2 separate regions of the Homo sapiens genome follow, and region 1 is linked to region 2. A link is a contact called in ENCODE Hi-C or POLR2A ChIA-PET data. All regions are on one chromosome and are shown on one strand. Each heading gives the region's core, a stretch centred on a gene start or an enhancer-like site at or near the end of the contact. The rest is flanking DNA. Distances are from core to core; before and after follow the strand shown.

The links. Hi-C counts contacts between places; a loop is a spot of excess contacts on that map. ChIA-PET counts read pairs that join two places held with the same protein, here RNA polymerase II (POLR2A). Pooled maps may share reads with other maps.
Region 1: a loop to region 2 is called in a map of naive thymus-derived CD4-positive, alpha-beta T cell, with 3 times the contacts of the local background. The contact joins the enhancer-like site here to the promoter of SLC66A2 in region 2. A Hi-C loop is called at or near these places in 3 of 168 maps with a recorded cell type or tissue (CD4-positive, alpha-beta T cell, CD4-positive, alpha-beta memory T cell and naive thymus-derived CD4-positive, alpha-beta T cell), 15 of 37 single-sample maps with no recorded cell type and 12 of 50 pooled maps. POLR2A ChIA-PET finds 5 or more read pairs at or near these places in 2 of 52 experiments (BJ and activated CD4-positive, alpha-beta T cell).

Annotation. Positions count from the first base shown.
Region 1 is chr18:79,524,862-79,529,126 of GRCh38, forward strand. NFATC1 (nuclear factor of activated T cells 1) reads left to right here. Exons shown (of 10, transcript NM_001278669.2): 10 at 2,667-4,265. The coding sequence ends at 2,716. Among named protein-coding and RNA genes, the nearest start is that of NFATC1, 130 kb to the left of the region's middle. Within about 2 kb of position 2,975, at least 2 of the 41 ENCODE cell types and tissues checked have a DNase peak (open chromatin) inside an H3K27ac peak, as active enhancers do.
Region 2 is chr18:79,948,927-79,953,231 of GRCh38, forward strand. SLC66A2 (solute carrier family 66 member 2) reads right to left here and starts at 2,727. Exons shown (of 6, transcript NM_025078.5): 1 at 2,655-2,727; 2 at 1,798-2,099. The coding sequence starts at 2,000. It overlaps LOC124904336 (a long non-coding RNA gene), which reads left to right and starts at 3,883. Exons shown (of 2, transcript XR_007066429.1): 1 at 3,883-4,153. RefSeq lists silencers at 2,009-2,128, 2,169-2,248, 2,569-3,078, 3,209-3,258.

The sequences.
Region 1 (4,265 bases), core at 1,725-4,224, 420 kb before region 2:
CGCCCTCCTGTGCCCGCGGGGAACAAGACGGCTCTCGGCGGCCATGCAGGCGGCCTGTCCCACGAACACGATGGAGACCTCAGACGCCGTCCCCACCCTGTCACTGTCACCATCACCCATCCTGTCCCCTCACGCCTCCCCACATCCCATCATTACTACCCCTCAGGCCTCCCCACGTCCCACCGTCGTTACCCCTCAGTCCTCCCCACGTCCCACCGTCGTTACCCCTCAGGCCTCCCCACGTCCCACCGTCGTTACCCCTCAGTCCTCCCCACGTCCCACCGTCGTTACCCCTCAGTCCTCCCCACGTCCCACCGTCGTTACCCCTCAGTCCTCCCCACGTCCCACCGTCGTTACCCCTCAGTCCTCCCCACGTCCCACCGTCGTTACCCCTCAGTCCTCCCCACGTCCCACCGTCGTTACCTCTCAGTCCTCCCCACGTCCCACCGTCGTTACCCCTCAGTCCTCCCCACGTCCCACCGTCGTTACCCCTCAGGCCTCCCCACGTCCCACCGTCGTTACCCCTCAGTCCTCCCCACGTCCCACCGTCGTTACCTCTCAGTCCTCCCCACGTCCCACCGTCGTTACCCCTCAGTCCTCCCCACGTCCCACCGTTGTTACCCCTCAGGCCTCCCCACGTCCCACCGTCGTTACCCCTCAGTCCTCCCCACGTCCCACCGTCGTTACCTCTCAGGCCTCCCTCCTGTCCCTGTCGCTGTTACCCTTCAGGGTCCACTCATGGCTTCATTATTTCTTTGTAGTGTCCCCACCTTTCCCCTGTGTTGATCATTTAGGCCTCTTTCGTCCCCACAATCACTATTCTGACTGGAGTCCTTTCTTTTGGAGCTCCGCTGGCCAGGGTTGGATGAGGACCTGAGCCCAGTCTCTTCATGCATTGGGCAGCCTCCCTTCCCCCACAGGTGGGGCCTGTTCTGAGCTACCTGAACCCCCACCGTGTCTTCCTCCTGGGCAGGTGGCTCCTCCTGCCTCTTTGCAGACGTCTTTTGTAGCAAGGCTGAACCAGCGCAGTGGGAAAGGAGTTAACTGGTCTCGAATTCTGGGGCATCCCTGTCTCGTGCCACAGATGCCAAGCACAGCAGGGCACGGAGCTCCTGGGGGCCGCTGCACTCAGCAGCACAGTGGGCGGGAGGCCGCTGAGCAACCAGCAGCCTAGGGCATTTGGGTGGGGACGTGCGACCCCCACACAGAACAGAGCCGTCTTTCTCTCTGCGTTGTGCCGAGGCCCCGCAGCGCCGCCCGAGTGTCACGGAAAGTGCCTCTGGTGAGGAGCTGCCGTGCGCACTCTGGGACAAGTCAGGTCCTGCGTGCCAGTCCGGGAGCAGCCTGCGAGCACCTGGGCCCTGTCGTTATCCTCCTTAGTGTTTGTGAAGAGTCACACGGAGGGGCGGGAGCCCGGGCTCCTTCTGGTGCCTTCCACACTGGGGGCGGAGCCCTCTGCAGAGAGCCTGGCTCTGCGTCCTGTGGCTGAGTGCCAGGTCCCGTCTTGGGCAGGGCCCAGGATCAGCGTGGCTCTGAGCAGGGCCTGCGGGGAGCCCACGCGTGCCTGTGTCTTTACAGAGGCTGAGCTCCCACACGGGACAGAGTCGGGACCTTCTGTGGGCGCCATGTCAGGAGGTGCTGCTGGCGGGGCCGGGCATGTGGGGCACCTTTGCTTGCCTGGGTCTCTGGCCCCGCAGAGCCTTGGGCGAGCCAGCCTCGGGTGTGTGTTTGCAGCCAGGGTTCCTCCTGGAGCTCAGTGCCAGTGTGTCCTGTTATCAGTTCCCATGACACAATTCCTGGTTCTCCATCTGTGTTTTATTATTGTTATTCTTAAAAATAGTCGGGGGTTGTTGAAAGGGAATTTGGGGAAGGGAGTGGGGTGATGAAATGCACACTACTAATTGCTCCAGGAAGCCGCCCTGAGACAGGCCGGGGCCTTTGCAGAAACACGTGGGGCTTATCTGGGCTCTGGGCGCTCCAGCCCATGGCAGAGGGAAGCCCGGGCAGTTCCGTGACGTCAGCGCACGCCCCACCAGAACCTGGGAGGGAGATGGGACGTGGCGACAGTGCTGGTGGCACATCCCCTATCTCAGCGCCCATCAGGGCGGCCACAGCAGGAGGTGGGTGGGGCGGGGATGCATGCAGCTCACAAAGGCCCTAACAGTGCCGCTCGTTTCCTCTGCGTCTGCCAGAAGTCACAGGTGACGGGGAACGTCACTGGCCTGTGGGGGACTCAGGGACTCTGCCATCCAAAGGGAAATAAAAATCAGGAAGAGCCTGAGAGGGAGGCTCAGGCGACACTGGTGCTGACACCACAGAAGTGCTGGTGTGGACCTGTGGGTCGCTTGGTTCGTGGAGAGACAGCCACAGCATCTTCCCAGCATCGCGGCCGGCACCTGGCACCTGCACTTTGGCCGTCAGAGACGTGCTGGTACCGTGCTACGGACGAGGGCGGTCACTCTGGCGACCCCAGCTCTCTGCCGAGGCAGCCAGGCACTGGCTCACGACACTCATGGACCAGGGTGGGACCGAGGAGGAAATGTGGGTTCCTGGGGAGATGCCTTGTCACAGGCGTGAGCGTCACTGATGGAGAAGCAGGGCTGGGGGCGTTGCTTTGATGTTTATGGTATTTCTCTAATACTTTCTCAATTTTTCTTTTCTTACAGTAAATGAAATAATACGAAATGACCTCTCCAGCACGAGCACCCACTCCTAGTTGCCACATTGGAGCACTCAGTTCAGCAGGGGTATGCTGACTTCAGCAGACAAAGACTTTTGAATAAATAAACTGAACTCACACCTGGTACCACTCAGAACCTCCAACTGACTGAATGCCAGGAGCTGAACATTAATATGTGCAAAGATTGGCTCTCCAACAAGAAGGAAAGCAGGGAGGAAGGGAGACCACTGTGTCACCTGGAGGAGAAGTCATCTCATGACAACAGAAGGGAGGTGGCCGGGCTGAGCACGGGAGACCCACCGTGCAGGGGCCTTTCATGGGAACGGCCCACACGCAGTTTGACCCCACGCCCAGCCCTTCTGGCACCCCTGGGGTTCAATACTGGAAGTGCCTTATTTAACCAGACCATCAGGGCATCATAGAATTGAGCATTGAATTTGCTACTGTAGGAGTATTTTTAGGAGCAGAAACTGCAAACACATTTCATTGTGAGGTTTTACCCTCTGTATGAATGAAGAGAACGCTGGAAGGCTGCGAGAGGACTCTAGTATGAGTCTCCAACATTTGGAACGTTTCCTGGGCTGTCACGTACACTCCTGCTGCCTTACACAGTGCATTTTAGAATCTTCCAGTCTGTCATCTCAGCTCTTTTGTAACATGCTTCCCTTGTCTGCGCGGTTGAAACCGTAGGCTTGTTCATAGTCGCATGCTCGCATCTTTGTTTTTAATCTGGCTTCGAACATAGCACAAGTAACTTGAATAGCACATCAATAGGTTACTGGACAAAAGCAGAAAAACCTGTTACAGGATAGCCTGCATTTGCATGTGTGTACATATCTAGGCATCTATTTATGTATAAATAATAACAGAGCCGACGTGTCCTCGCCCAGGAGGGCTTCCCTGTCAGCAATAACCGGCATCCGTTTTGGAACCTGCGTCTGGGGCTCCAGTCGCTGCTCTTGCTGGCGTCCATCGCCGCCTCGGACGGCCGTGCATTTTCTCGTCTCACGCAGTTCGAGGAGGACCCTAGAAAGCCAGGAGCTGTGATTGACAGTAGCTGTAGGTTACCAGACGGCAACATTAGAAAGTGATTGTAAATAACATGCAACCTAAGTGTAATATATTTGTTCAGTTATAAGATGATTGTTTCACAGAAGCCTTACCACTCTCTGCTTCATCTAAGAAAACCAATACCAAAAACGCCACTTTAATGCTCAGCCCTGCGTTGTGTGTTTTCAGATGAGTTACTGTTAACAGGTAGGTTTGTGTAGGCCTTGCTGGGCACTCTGTACAATTAGTTGCTTATTACGTATGATTACTCACAGCGATCTATTGTTCCATATAACCAAAAAGCATGGTTTATTCATTGAAACACGGTTGACCTGAACTCGTGCCTTAGGAATTAATGCCCCCTTATGGAACCTGCCTGAATTGCACCTGCGGGTGGAGGCTCCGGCTGTGAAGTCACTGAACAGAACGTCGCTGATGGAGAAAGGGCTCCCGCAGAAGGAACGGCCTGTACCGTGCGCTCCGGCACAATCGCGTCTCTTGTGTCTCACTCACGGAAAGAAACAACCTGAAGGCC
Region 2 (4,305 bases), core at 1,477-3,976:
CTTACGCTCACTGAGGCCACTGCAGCACCGCCAGCCACGTCTCCAAAGCAGGCGATGGGAAAGAAAGAAGGAGTCTCCAAAATGAGCACCCCTGAACCTCCCTCAGATGCAGCCTGGCCCAGAGACAAACCTCGAGACGGGACTCGGACCCAAAATCCTCCTCCGAGGTCGTTGCAGGGGACAAACCTCCCTGCCTCAGAGACAACTCTGGGGAAGAGGCAGCCAACCCACTCGCTCACCTAAAAATCCCTGGCAGGGGCAAAACTAACACCCAGGGACACATGGACCAATGGCTGCCCATGGCCAGGGCTGGGATGAAGGCCACGGAGCAGGGAGCACCCCGGCTCATGAACACGGGACACCTCAGCATCAGAACTCATCAAATGGACACGAAAGGGGTGTATTTCATGGAATGCAAATCACACCTCAATAAGGTTGACTTAAAAACTAACAGGCGGGCCAGGCGCGGTGGCTCACGCCTGTAATCCCAACACTTTGGGAGGTCAAGGTGGGTGGATCATGAGGTCAAGGGATCGAGACCATCCTGGTCAACATGGTGAAACCTGGTCTCTACTAAAAATACAAAAATTACCTGGGTATGGTGGCAGGCACCTGTAGTCCCAGCTACTCAGGAGGCTGAGGCAGGAGAATCACTTGAACCCAGGAGTCAGAGGCTGCAGTGAGCCGAGATTGTACCACTGCACTCCAGCCTGGCGACAGAGCAAGACTCTGTCTCAAAAAAAAACAAAACAAAACTAACAGGCAAAGAAGCAGGTACGTGATTACTCAGTGACCAGAGTCAGAAGCAGAGTTCTTGACACCAGCTGCCTGGACTCCTTCTCTCCACCCCTCCACCAGGCCCTCTTCATAGGAAGAGCAGCAGACACCTTCCAATCTGCCCGGACAGAGAGGCTGGGATCACCCAGAAGAAAGAAAAATTTCAGACGTTTTTGGCCTTAGAATGCAGCTGTGAGACCTCATTTCCTCTGAAAACTCACCCTCCCAATTATGTCTGCCTTCAACAACTGTTAAAATTAATTTCAATTTCCTTAGCCTAATACAAATACAAAGAGGAAGTTGGGGAGAGGAACAAGACAGTCTCCAGAGAGAGTGACTTCCTATTTAAATAAGGCAGGCCAGGCGCCGTGGCTCAGCTTGTAATCCCAGCCCTTTCAGAGGCCCAGTGGGGAGGGATGCTTGAGGCCAGGAGTTCGAGACCAGCCTGGGCAACAAAGTGAGACAACCCCCCACTCCCCTGTCTCTACAAAAAATACAAAAAAAACAATTAGCCGGGTGTGGTGGTGCGCCTGTGGTCCCAGCTACTCGGGAGGCTGAGATGGGAGGATCACCTGAGCCCAGGAACGTGGAGACTGCGGTGAGCTGTCATGTCATCATGCACTTCAGCCTGGACCACAGAGCAAGACCCTCTCTCAAAACAACAAAGAAAAACTATACAACATGAAAAAGGAGGGCAGGAACGGCTCCTCTCCACAGGCAGGCCTAGGCCAGTGCCCAGCTGAGAGGTCCCTGCTAAGTACCCATGTGGAACATCATGCAAGGAGGCGGATCTGGAGATTTTCTCTGAGATTCTGTGCTCCAACCCCACCGTTTTTCTGGAAAAATAATCTCACCCTAAGAAGTGACTTGCCTGCAGCCACGTACCCCATCCACGGCAGAGTGGGACGCTGGCCCAGCAGGGAGGTGTGGACCCTGCTGCTCCCCCGGCCTCAACCAGAAACCCCAAAGGAGAAACCCTCTTCTCCGGGTGCAGCCCAGGAAAGCAAGCCCCCAACTTACCAGAAGAGTATCCGCAAAATGTTGGCCACCAGCAGCACCAGGCACACGTAGGTGGAGAAGCCGTCGGCGTTCTGCGTCCTGCGAATGTCCCGATACTGCGGGACGTAGGGCACCACCCCTCCGAAGACCATGGCCGCGGCCGCGCCCCAGGACACCAGCTGGTGCAGTGGCACCAGGAGCCAGTCCAGGCCCTCGGCCTCCATCGCAGCGCCCGCCTGGCCGAGGCTGTCACGGGCTCCGCGCCCCGCGGGCCACCGGCCGCCTGCTCATCGCCGCTCCGCGCGCTCCTGCGGCCTCGGGGCCTGCGGGGAGCGGGGAGCTGCTCGAGTTCCGCCCAGGGAGGCTGGGGCGGCGCGCACGGACCCGACCCGACCCGCGCCAGCCGCAGGACCCGAGGCAGAGCGGGGGCGACCGGGGCCCGGGGCGCGCGAGGAGCGGCCCCTGCCTGGGACGGGGGGGTGTCTGGGGGTCCCGAGACGCTCCCGGAGGGGGCTGGGGAGGGGTCCCAGCGCCGGGGTCGAGGACGGGCGAAGCCCCTGGGGTCACCGCCCGGGTGCGCTTAGCCGGCGGGGGTCCACGCGCGCCCCGGGATGGGGTGGGGGAGGGGGCGCAGGGCCCAGGATCGGGGCGCACTGTTCGGGGGAGGGTCACAGGGCCTAGCATGGGGGCGCACGGCTCGGGGGAAGGGGGCGCAGGCCCAGGATGGGGGCGCACGGCTCGCGGGAGGAGGTGCCGGGCCGGGGACCCCACAGGACCAAGCCAGGGGACTGAAGGCCGCGACCAACTGCCCCGGCCCTGCGTCCTCGGCCGCCCTAGGCCGCCCCCCGAGGACCCCGCGCCGCCCCCGCGCTCCTTACCTGCGCCCCCAGCCCCGCGCCCAGCGCCCCGCGTCCCCGCGCCGCTGACCCGCGCGCGTCTCGGCGTCAGTCCGCTCAGGCGCCGGGAAACCCCGCCCCGTGACGTCACAATGCCGGGCCCCGCCCACGCCGGAGCTGCGCGGAGGCGCCGCGGTGTCCTAGAGCGCGCTGGGCAGGGCGGGCGCAGGCGGGGCCGGGAGCCGGGGCTGTCGGGGCGGTGGGGGCGCGTGGCTCCTCCCGCCCGGTCGGGAAATACCAGCCGGGCGGGGCCGGTCCCTCAGGCCTGGCGCCCACGTTAACCCGTCTCCAGCTGTCCCGGCGCGCGGCCATCCAAGCGGAGGGCGTCGTCCTGGAGGGCCGGGGGCGCGGGGTCCGGACGCCCCTCTCACGCGTGTCCTGAATGCGGGCCACCCGGGGACGAGTCTCGTCCAGCTCTGTCCTGACCCAGGAGACCCGGGGACCCGGCTCGGAGTTTGCAGCGCCCAGAGGCGGCCGGGGTCTCGGGAAACGGAGCGCCCCCCGCGGGTCTCCGCTCCGATGCAAGTGCCCCACGAGCAGATGCGCCGGGGCCGTCGCCGGGGGGCCGGCTGGACGCGCGGCCGTCACCGTGGCCATTGTCATTATCGTGGTTGCGGCCACGGTCGCTGTCGCTGCAGAAACGCGGGGCGGCCTCTCCCCATCCCCGTGTAGTTCTCCGGGCTGAACCGTTGGGCGCCTATTTGCAGAAAAGGCAGCTCCTGAGCCTCAAGACAGACTCGGGGGCCAGGCGTGCGTGAAGCCCGGGCCCTGCTGCCGGCCTCGCGTGCCAAGCCAACTCCGAGCCCCACACCCGCCCGCGGGGAGCTGCCCTCGCCCGGGACCCTCTTGGCCCGCGCGGGTGAGGACTGAGGGCGAGGGGCGCGTGGATGAGGGGCGCGCGGGTGAAGAGTGAGGGGAGCGCGGGTGAAGTGTGAGGGGAGCGCGGGTGAGGGGTGAGGGGCGCGCGGGTGAGGGGTGAGGGGAGCGCGGGTGAGGGGTGAGGGGTGAGGGGAGCGTGGGTGAGGGGTGAGGGGTGAGTGATGCGCGAGTGAAGGGTGAGGGGCGCCTGGGTGAGGGGTGAGGGGTGAGGGGCGCGCCGGTGAAGGGTGAGGGGAGCGTGGGTGAGGGGTGAAGGGTGCGCGAGTGATGGGCGGGTGTGTGTAGGGTGAGGGACGCGTGGGTGAGGGGCGCGGGGGTGTGAGGCGAGGGGTGCACGGGTAAGGGGCGAGCCGCGAGGTTGAGGGGTCCACGCTGAGGGTTGCTTCCCCGCCAGCCGCGGCCTCTTCTCCACGATCCCGGCCCCCTGCCCCCTGCCCCCTGCCCGACTGGTTTTATGGGGGATCATAAGGACAGTCACCACCTAACTAGGAGCAAATCCCCAACAATCGAGGAAACAGGGCGCTCCTGCCTTGCGCCCCCAGGCTGGCGTTGGAACTTCTTTAGAGCCAGCGCTGCGGAGCCCCAGCACCAGGAACGTAGAGGTGAGTAAAAGGCACAGCAGGAAGCCTGGGAGAGAAAAAGCAGCTGCCCCTGCTCAGCCGCGCCCTAGCCTGAGCCCAGCAGCCTTTGGGATCATCTGTCCTCTCTGCCCTGGAGGTTGGAGTAAGCTCCGGACCTCCTTGACCCTCACGGG